Linked DNA regions of Homo sapiens: region 2 is linked to region 1. Evidence: chromatin loops called from intact Hi-C (ENCODE). Cell type or tissue: Caco-2. All regions are shown on one strand. Links, peaks and the distances in the headings refer to the core of each region. The heading gives the core; the rest is flanking DNA.

What was found. Hi-C counts contacts between places; a loop is a spot of excess contacts. Peaks named below come from ENCODE experiments on the same cell type or tissue, not always from the same donor. Only the 100,000 strongest peaks of a DNase experiment are listed, where the experiment ranks them.
Region 2: a loop joins it to region 1, with 6 times the contacts of the local background. A loop is called at or near these places in 15 of 110 quality-filtered maps.

Annotation. Positions count from the first base shown.
Region 1 is chr15:75,034,162-75,039,531 of GRCh38, forward strand. All of the region lies in intron 2 of PPCDC (phosphopantothenoylcysteine decarboxylase), which reads left to right. Among named protein-coding and RNA genes, the nearest start is that of PPCDC, 13 kb to the left of the region's middle. RefSeq lists an enhancer at 2,264-2,764 and a silencer at 3,114-3,352. In Caco-2, for the core only: no CTCF peak of the experiment used is centred there; a DNase peak (open chromatin) is centred at 2,310.
Region 2 is chr15:75,137,649-75,143,018 of GRCh38, forward strand. LOC124903530 (a long non-coding RNA gene) reads left to right here. Exons shown (of 2, transcript XR_007064721.1): 2 at 1,244-3,665. Among named protein-coding and RNA genes, the nearest start is that of C15orf39, 62 kb to the right of the region's middle. RefSeq lists enhancers at 2,369-3,060, 2,600-2,894 and a silencer at 4,966-5,166. In Caco-2, for the core only: no CTCF peak of the experiment used is centred there; DNase peaks (open chromatin) are centred at 753, 1,203 and 2,743.

The sequences.
Region 1 (5,370 bases), core at 161-5,160:
CCTTCCAGGGAGTGAGTGAGTTAGCAGAACTGGGGGCTTGAGGCCAGGTTTCCTGGGTCCTATCAGTGAGTGAATTGAAGAGCTCAGACCTGGAGCTCATTCTCTGCTCAAGCTCACCAATGCTTGAGGATGGTGGAATTTGTGGATTCCTATCTTGGTCTGCCTTGCAGTTAGGGGTTACCTGTACCCCACCTATCTGTTAGACTGAGCCCTAGGAGAGGCCAGAGCTTGGATCTTATCAGCCCTGCCCCCACCATATAAGAGGCTTAGTAAATGTTTGCCGAGTAGAGGCATCATCATGAGCCATGGAACCCACTGAGCCAACCGGAACTCCCTTGGGGGTTTTGTTAAGGAGGCCACCTCCTTCACAGCTCCCGCGCCTCATGTGCCAACCGCACTGGGCCCCAAGAATCCTTTGTCCTAGAATGTACCCACCAACTCCCCTGCTCAGGTTAGTGTCAGCTTCTTAGCTGGCCGCTAGGACCTGGGCACAGATCTGGAGCATGCCATCGTCAACACTGGTAGACCCAATGTCAGAGTCCTCTGCTGTGCGTCCTGGCCCAGAGGACTGGGCCACCAAAGCCCTGGGTTCCTTGTCTTGTCACAGATTAAGTGCGGGGCTACCACTTCCTCTTTAGAATCCTCCTTGGTCTCCAGTGGAGGCATCATCACGCCCTACTAGAAACGCCTGCTCTCCAGCCACTCAGCTGCTAGTTCCAGTTGGGCTCTTCTCCTTTTCTTGTATATGCCAGAGCTGTGCTATCTGATATATTTAAATTTTCTTGTATATTCCAGAGCTGTGCTATCCGATAAATGTAAATTTGAATGTGGCAGCCGCTTGCCACATTCAAATTTAAATTTAAATTAATTAGAATTTAATAAAAAATTCAGTTCTTCAGTCACAGCAGTCACACCTCAGATGCTCAGTGGCCACATGTGGCCAGTGCTGCCACACCCTACGGCACAGGTAGGGCCGTTCCCATCATTGCAGAGATGGAAATGCTCTTCACGGATAATGCTGTAGAGTTGTGGTTCTCAACGGGGGTGATTTTCCCTCCCAGGGGACATTGGATAATGTCCAGAGACATTTTTGGTTGTCCTAACTTAGGGATGGTGGTGCTACTGGCTCTTGGTTCTAGTGGGTAGAGGCCAGGAATGGGCTTGGCGGTGGAGACTCAGGCCATGGGATTTGTCTCATCCTGTGGCTGCGAAGTGCCTCTCCACGAGTTCCTTTGATAATCTGCCCCAGACGTAGCCTGGCCACACTAGGGGCCTGAAGTAGAAACGGGAGGTATCACTCTAAATCCTCATTCCATTTCTCCTGACCAGACCCAAATCAGGATTCCTGATGTCTCTTCAGCAAAGAAAAGGAAACTAGACTTGCCAACTGGTTTCGGGAAGGAATCTCTATACATGCTAGATAAAATGCAGGCAGCTTATGTAATAGGGTCTGTCCAAGCCTCAGTCACATACACAAAGAGATTTAGCTTAAAACTATTAGCTGTAAAAACTTTTCTCAGGTAGGCTGAGCGTGGTGGTTCACACCTGTAATCCCAGCACTTTGGGAGGCTGAGGTGGGCAGATCACCTGAGGCCAGGACTTTGAAACCAGCCTGGCCAACATGGTGAAACACTCTTTCTACTAGAAATACAAAAATTAGCTGGGCGTGGTGGCGCACAACTGTAATCCCAGCTACTCTGGAGGCTGAGGCAGGAGAATCTCTGGAACCCAGGAGGCAGAGGTTGCAGTGAGCCGAGATAGTGTCATTGCACTCCAGCCTGCACAGAGCAAGACTGTGTCTCAAAAAAAAAAAAAAAAAAAAGGAAAAAAACTTTTTTCTAAGTGGTGTCAGCAGGGGACTAAGCCGGGAGCTGCCTTTCAGGAATTCTGTAGCATATGGGGGATTCTTTTTTAATGCCCAGCGCTGCTTCTACCAGGACCCACAAAGGTGTAAGAGAAAGCCAAGGAAGGCTCCTGCCCTCAGGGAGTTTCTGCCCTGCCAGGGCTCCTTGGCATTTGCTGGGAAAAGGTCAAGGTAAATGAGTAAACGGTCAGAATTATTTAGTATCATAGAAGATAACACATGGTTTTATTTATTTATTTATTTATTTTAATGTGTACAGGGCCCAGCCCTTGGCTCCCAGGACCTTTTGGTGGAGTGAATGAAAATAAAAGAACAAAGCCCATAGGGCTGATGAATCAGATCAAGTGACATCCCTCTAAAACCAGAAAAACTAGTCTGGGCCTGCTAGACAGCACTGGGGTCAGTCAGGGTCACCTCCAAGGAGAGTCAGCTGCTTCAGTGGGTCAGAGGTGGGGCATCAGGAAAGACCCGCCCATCACATACTCTTCGCATTACTCCTTAGTGAAGACCTTGACCCCAGGAGGCTCCCTAACAATGTGACTGTAACCTGGGAGGGTGGCTAGAGAGTGGAGCCTCTGAGAGGTTAGGCAAAGAGCTTAGAGGGAAGATCTCAAGCAGGGTGAGAGGCTTAACAGGACCCCGGGTGGAGCTCCCCAGGGGACAGTGGGGGCCTAAAGGCTCTGAGACCTTGAGTGACGGTGTAGGGAAGGAAGAAAGGGTAGAGTTGAGAGGGAGGCGAGAACCCCTGAATCAAGGGCATTACCAATTTGGGGATGATTCTTTTTATTTTTTTATTGATGGATGATTGATTGATTATTTTTTTTTTGTAGAGAAGGAGTTTTGCCCTGTTGCCCAGGCTCATCCCAAACTTCTGAGCTCAAGCAATCCGCCCGTCTCTGCCTCCCAAAGTGCTGGGATGACAGGCATGAGCCACCATGCCTGGCGCCCAATTTGGGGATGATTCTGAAGGCCAGCACTAGGCAAGGTTCTCCGCTTTGCAAACTGGAAGATGGTTTTGGGAGCTGGGGAGAGTGGAGGACCTAGACCTTCAGGAAGTAGCTTTCCAAATTTCAGAATAGAGGCGATGAACCTGGGACATTCTTAAGTAGCAAATGGTTCAGGATGGTTGGGAAGCTCTTAGAAATGAAAGATGGTGGTCCCATGAGCAGAAGCAGGCAGTGTATTAGCAGAGATGTGGTCTCTGGCTACCTGAAGCCTTCTGTTGAAGGAGCTGGAAAACAGTTAAGTGGAAGGGAGGACATGTAACCAGAGATGAAGGAAGAATGTGGTCCAGAGCCCCCCAGGGTGAGCTGAAGCTTATGGCAAAACTCAGGAGGCTCGAGAGGGCTGTTTTATGTATTTGGAAGAAGAACAATGAAGCAGTGTCTGGTGCTGGAGGCCAGTGGTAACATTAGCAGAGGATAAGAAGAAATGGGAGGGGCTGGGCGCGGTGGCTCATGCCTGTAATCCCAGCACTTTGGGAGGCAGAGGCATGTGGATTGCCCTAGCTCAGGAGTTCGAGACCAGCCTGGCCAACATGGTGAAATCCTGTCTCTAGTAAAAATTCAAAAATTAGCTGGGCATGGTGGCGCATGCCTGTAATCCCAGCTACTTGGGAGGCTGAGGCAGGAGAATTCCTTGAACCTGGGAGGTTGCAGTGAGCCGAGATTGCGCCGCTGCACTCCAGCCTAGATGACAAAGTGAGACTCTGTTGTTGTTGTTGTTGTTGTTTTTAACAAAGAAATGGGGGGATTCTTTGATCTCATTTTGTTCATCTTCTCTTTTGAGCTTGTGGTGGTAGGAGGGACCTGAACCGAGGCTGGGTGATTCATCTCCTGTCCTGGGCAAGTTCTCTCCTGGGGTGCTAGGGTACTGTGGTTGGTGACCTACAGGAAGTGTGGGAAACGTCAAAGGGGCCAGGGGCAGGAGATGGCTAGTATCCATTTATCAAAAAGGTGAAGGAGGTGAGCTCCACAAATTGCTACAGATGAGGCTTGTAAGTGCTAAGAAAAGCTAGATTGGGATCACTAGGAACAAGGCATATCGATTTTAGTTTATGTTTTGGATAGTAGACAAAGTATTTTTCGATTTAGATGAGGCCTTTGATGGAATCCTAGGACCTCTCCCTAGACCACCTGGGGATGTTGTCAGCATGTTATAGCCAGTGAAAGATCCAACTTGGAAAGAGTTTCTTCTTGGTTCTTTCTCACCCCTTGCTCTGCTGCCACACCCACGCCCGTGGACATTGTGGGTGGCCTCTGCCCTTGACTTTGTTCTGTTCATAATTTGGATTAGTGTCTCTGGGGGCTACTGATGGTGGTGCTGGCTGAGAGGAGGAGCAACAGGATTGAGCTCTCAGGAGCTCTCTGTAGGCTGAGCAAACAGCAGACCAACTCTGGTGAGGGGAAGTTTACCAGGGACATGTGAGGGACAGCATTTGGGACCAGAAAAATAACTGCTCAGATACAGCCTGGCGCTTGTGGCTTAGTAGCAGCATGAATGAGAATAATTTTTTTGAGTTTTTGCTGATTGCAAACTCCATACATCAGCAGAGGGATGTGGCCACCAGAAGAGCTGCTGTGGGCTCAGGCTGCACCAATAGACATGACGCTCTAATTTCTTCATGAACCTAACAGTGGGGTTGCCTTCTCCGACCCCTGGAGGCAGAGTAAATGGCTCTCACCTGTGGGTTCGTCACTTCTGGGAAATTTAATTTAATTTTTTTTTTGTAATTTTCTCCTATTTTTCTGTTCTCTCTGGAACTCTTTAATCGTCAGATTTTTTAACCTACTGAATTGATTCAATTTTCTCATCTTTTTTCTACTATTATCCGTTTCTTTATCTTTTTTTTTCTCCTTTCTGGAAGATTTCTTTTAGACTTGTGTTGAATTTTTTATTTCACTGTTTATAATGTTAATTTCTAAGAGTTCTTTTTTGTTCCTTGAATACTCATTTTAAAAAGTGTTATGTTCTTGTTTCTTGGGTGTAGTCTCTCATCTTTAAGTTTTCTTCTCCCTCTATTGTCTCTGGGTTTCTATTTTCTGTTTGTTTGTGTAATCTCTTTCTTGCTAGAGGACTCTCCTCAGATATCTGATACTCCTTGGCTGTTCTTATTTGGGTGCCAAAAGTTGATTGGAAACTCTGTCTTCACTGCCAGGGACTTGGTACTCATCTGGTATTGAAATGTTTTGTTGGTGGACCTCTGAATTCCATATCTGAAGGTTTCCTTCCCTACCACATCTCCCTACTGCCAGGGTTATTTGTTTTTTCCAGAAGGACCCTATCAGTAGTCTCCTGCCTGGTTGACCTTGCGTTCTTAGGGTCAAGTAGGGGAAGCAGGCTTGGGTCTCTGTTTGGTCTGTAGATACTCACTTCTGCTCCAGGACTCCTTTGACCTCTGTTGTGCTAACTCTGCAAGGGTAGTATGTTTGGCTGCCTTGGGTGGGAAGAAGACCTGGGGGGACTTTAGCTGTTCCTTCTACAGGTCAGGAAGTCCTCCTGTATTC
Region 2 (5,370 bases), core at 69-5,068, 100 kb after region 1:
TGCTTTAGGGCAAGGGTGTCTGGGGATGGTCCTTGTGAGGGGCAACTGGGGACCCTAGTGGGGCAGGCCTAGGGCTGCCAGATAAAATATAGAAAGCTTAGTTAAAATTAGATTTAAGATAACAAATACTCTTTTAGTATAAGTATATCCCAAATACTGCATAGAACCTCCTCATCCTAAAAAAAAATTCAATGTTTATCTGAAATTCAAATGTAATGGAGTCCTGTATTGTTGTTTGGTAAATCTGGCAATCCCGTGTAGGCCTTTGCTATTCAGCTCGCTGAGCAAAGTGGCCCCTCTTCACTTACCTTGCCACCTACCAGACCTGCCCAGACCTGGTCCTGGCTGCCTCCAGGCAGCACAGCCCACTGAAAGGAACCCTTTCCGTCCCAAAGCTGCCCAGAGCCTGAGAACAGAAGCAAACTGCGCGCTTGGATGGATATGGCGGATTAGGCTATGCCTTTGGAGAACTAACTCCTCTCGGAGAAGGGGGCTCTCTCTCACAGCCAGGACCTTCTGGGGTGCCTATGCGGAGACGCCCTCCTTCCTTGACCCACTTCTTCTCCCCACTCCCCGCTGATGCCCAGCCCTCTCTCTAACCTTCCTGAGTTGCTGTCTCTGCAACTCCCCCTGCCAGGACTGGCTATCAATCCCTTCAGAAACTAAAGCCCAGTCCAGCCCCTGGGAGGCCTCCTGGGTGTCTGGGATTCCCCTGGTGGGATGCGTCTGGCCTGAGGTTGGAGACAATGATGCGTTCTTCCTCCCAGCCAGTGGCTTCTCTACCAGCCAGACTGCTTTGCCTTTTCTCCTTTTAAGGACCTGAGGGCAAACTCTCCTTCCCTCTGGGAGGACTTCTTTCTTCCAAAGGTCCCAGAGGGGGGTGTGTCCTTTAGCTTGAGGCCCTCGCTTTCCTCCATTCTCATGACCTTGCCCCCTTCCCTGTGGAGGGTCTTGTTATGCTGAAGGCACCTTTCCCTCCTTCCGGACTGGCGTTCCTAGCATCCCCACGGAAACCGAAAATGCCTCCTGCAGAACCATCTGGCCACATGGCTCCAATCTGCCCTCTCTCCCACCCCCGGTTTCCCCTCCTGGAAGGGGGACACAGGGAAGGAGGCTTAGGCAAGGCATCCCTGGCGTGCCTCAGTCCCTGAGGCATAATAATATAATGATTGTTGCTGTTTCATGCCACTAAGCCTTGGGGTGTTTTGTTACATAACTGTAACTGGAATGTATTTGATCACAGGCTCCATCCTGCACCAGGAGCAGCCTCGGGTTCGCGTGTGTGGGAGCTGCAGAATGCCTGTACAAACTTCTATACCCTCCCCATGTCCCTTTGCACAAACAGCCCCCATTGGCCATCCTTTGGGCCTAGAAGTTCATATCCTGCTGCCTGTTCATGTCCTGGGAAGCAACGTGGGTTGGAGGCCAGCTGAGCTCTGGAAAGTGGGCTTGGGGTCTAGAAGAAGGTCGTGGGCTCCACATGGGTTCAAGCCTTAGTCCCAATGGGCCGAGGAGCAGAAGAGGACCACAGTGAGGTTCTCTAAAGCATATGGCTTAGACAAGGGCCCCATGCCACAGCTAAGGGCAGTACTAGCTGAGCACTTCATATCTTTCATCTCTTGTTTGTTTGCTTGAGAAAGAGGATCTCCTTCTGTTGCCCATGCTGGAGTGCAGTGACTATTCACAGGCGCAATCACAGCTCACGGCAGACCCAAACTCCTGACCTCAGGTGATCCTCCCACCTCAGCCTCCCAAGTAGCTGGGACTACAGACATAAGCTACTGCACCCAGCACTATCCGTCATCGCTTGATCCTCACCCAGTCCTGTTCCATTGGGCTTATCGTCTTCATTGCCCCAGTGAGAGCACCAAGGCTCATAGAAAAGCCAGTCGCTTGCCCAGGGTCCTGGGACATATGTCTGAAGCCAAGGCCAGGAGCTCTCCATTATACCATATGGCCTCAAAGGCCCTCCTTGGTTCAAAGACACTTGATGGAGCATTTTGTAGAAACATCATCTCCTTGGCTTTGTTTAAAATCAACATCACCACCCACAGCCCCCCACCACACACACACAAAAAATATATCTGTGCACAGTGGCTCACGCCTGTAATCCTAGCACTTTGGGAGGCCGAGGCAGGCGGATTGCCTGAGCTCAGTAGTTCAAGACCAGCCTGGACAACACAGCAAAACCCCATCTCTACTAAAAATAGAAAAATATTAGCCAGGTGTGGTGGTGCATGCCTGTAGTCCTAGCTTCTTGGGAGGCTGATTCAGGAGAATTGCTTGAATCTGGGAGGCAGAGGTTGCAGTGAGCTGAGATCACATCACTGCACTTCAGCCTGGGTAACAGAGCGAGACTCTCTCCAAATAATAATAATAATAATAATAATAATAAAATAAACTTCAAAACTAAAACAACTTTAGGCTAACTGGGAAAACTGAAATAGGAAGACCTCGCCTTGACCCTAGGGAATGAAGCCAAAACTCAGAGGGCTGGAGGTATCCAGCTGCCTAGCTGCTGTCCAGCTAGGAGCACAGTTTCTTTGGAGGTCCCCAAACCATGCTGGTGGAGCCTCATCTATCTCTTTAGCTCCCCATCAAAGGGATCACTTTATCAGCTGCACAGTCTTTAAGCCCAACGTCCACAGCAGGACTCTCTTTTAAAACAGTTTGGCCTTGAGAGAGGCAGTCCGCTTGTTATCTATGTTTTGTTTTGTGTTGGCTTCCTGGCGAGTTATCAGGGAGACTTTGGTTTCTTTGTCTTCTGTTATCTCCCTGCTGGGTTTCAAAGCTGCCCTCTGAGCTGCTGTCAGCCTGAGCTGTGTCTTCCCCTGCAGGGACAGAGAGCCGGAGGTGGAAGGGGCCACAACTCTACCAGAGCCTTCCCTTCCAGCTGTTGTCTCCTGGGCGCCCACCCCCAGTGCCTGGAACTTGCCAGCTCTCATCAAGGCTGGCTAGGTGTCACTTGTGGCTTCTCCAGGGGCATATAACATCAAGAGAGTGGGCCTCATAGGGCCAAGATCAGGGGAAAGGAGGGGGGTTTGAAACACCCTTTACAAAAATTATAACTAAGGAAATTATGACAGTGAAAGAGATCAGACCTAACTGACTCCATCTTGCTTCTAACCTTTAAGTTGTCCTGGTTCATTCCTGGACATAGACAGAACTAACTTTGGGAAGGAATTCAGTTTATGGTTTGACTCGGAAACAAAATTGATAATAGACCTTTCCTGAAAAGACCCCCTTCTTGCCTAGGACCCGCCTTTGCACAACTAACAAATTAGCTACAAGATGAGAAGCTGTGGTTTAGGGGTCATGCAGCCTCTGGCTCCAAGAGTCTGAACCTCCCCAAATTGCTCCTGTGGATAATATCACTATTGTAAAACCTAGATCAGCGCTTGAGATATTTTGCAGACCCTGCACTGGATGGATCAACTGATACCACCCAGACTGGTAATCTGGCTCAACCAGTTCTGCCATCCTACCCAGGAACAGAAGACAGCAAGAAAACATCACTTAAATCCCCTATTCAATCCATCTCCAACCTAACCAATCAGCACTCCCCGCCTCCCAAGCTCTTACCCACCAAATTATCTTTTAAGACTCTGATCCCCATATGCTTGGGAAGACTGATCTGAATAATAATAAAACTCTGGTTTCACCCACAGCTGGCTCTGTGTGAATTACTCTTTCTCCATTGCAGTTCCCCTGTCTTGATAAATCGGCTCTATCTAGGCAGTGGGCAAGGTGAACCCATTGGGCAGTTACATGTTCACAGAGCAGCCACTTTCTTTAAAATTGAGGGGCTGAGAGTGGTGGCTCATGCCTGTAATCCCAGCATCTTGGGAGGCCGAGGCAGGTGGATTACCTGAGGGCAGGAGTTTGAGACCAGCCTGGCCAACATGGTGAAACCCCGTCGCTACTAAAAATGCAAAAAAATTATCTGGGCATGGTGGCAGTGCTTGTAATCCCAGCCACTCCAGAGGCTGAGGCAGGAGAATCACTTGAACCCGAGAGGTGGAGGTTGCAGTGAGCTGAGGTCACGCCATTGCACTCCAGCCTGGGCAACAAGAGCGAAACTCTGTCTTGAAAAATAAATAAATAAAATAAACTTGGGGAAACCAACATAGACTTGTCACTTTACCTTTATATGTTTGTTTGCCAACTACAATACAAAAAGCAACTTATGGCCGGGCACGGTGGCTCACGCCTGTAATCCCAGCACTTTGGGAGGCTGAGGCGGGTGGATCATAAGGTCAGGAGATCGAGACCATCCTGGCTAACAAGGTGAAACCCCGTCTCTACTAAAAATACAAAAAATTAGCCGGGCGCGGTGGCGGGCGCCTGTAGTCCCAGCTACTGGGGAGGCTGAGGCAGGAGAATGGCGTGAACCCGGGAAGCGGAGCTTGCAGTGAGCCGAGATTGCGCCACTGCAGTCCGCAGTCCGGCCTGGGCGACAGAGCGAGACTCCGTCTCAAAAAAAAAAAAAAAAAAAAAAGCAACTTATATTGCTTAAAAAGAAAGAGGATGTTTTAACTCCCAGTGAATAGGAAGAAGCCCTTTGACCCTGAAGTCCTGTGAAGGGAAACAGGCTTAGAAAAGTTGGCCCTCCTCAGGAGATTGCCAAGTAGTTTAAGGTTTGGGGGAAATTAAACTCTTCCCAGTTTGGGGGATGCATCTGAGGGGAGTATCCTGGGGCATAGTGATGCAATTACCCGTCAGTGAAAAGAAGACAAAGGAGGAAAAAAGGAAACAGCTCTTTTTTTCTTTCTCCAGAGTCTGAGGCTCAAAGGAATTCCAGTGATTTAGGATGCACTCGTGAGGAGTGCAGGCGGAAAATGATTGGTTACCCATCTGGAAAGGGGAAAAACATGTCCCTTTGTTCCTTTCTCTTTCCAGTGAATACCCAGGGTACATAAGGAAGATAAAAAAAGGCATCCCTTTCTTTCTTCTGATCTTATATCCCCAAGTTGCAGAAACTTTGCAGGTGCCACCCATGGGTGCAAGTGTGACCTTCACCCATGTAGCAGGGAGGCCTAATGGGTAGGGATATTCGCACTTACCTATGTGCCACCCTATCCTCCTGCTGTTGGTAACCTTTGGGTTCCCTATACCTTCTCTATGCCATGGATGTGAGCATGACTTCCATCCATGAAGCAGGAGGGCCTAGTTGGCAGGAATTAGTCATGCTCACCTGCGCTGTGCCTCCTTCCTGAGGTCAAGCTTCTCCGCCCTGCAGAACATAATTTGGCCACAGCTTTGTGCAAAGGAATATGAGATGTCTTTTCTGTGTCTCATGGTGCTTGGCACTACATTGGCAACCAAGGAAATGACAGGGACATTTTTGCCATGAATTTACTTGCAGATACC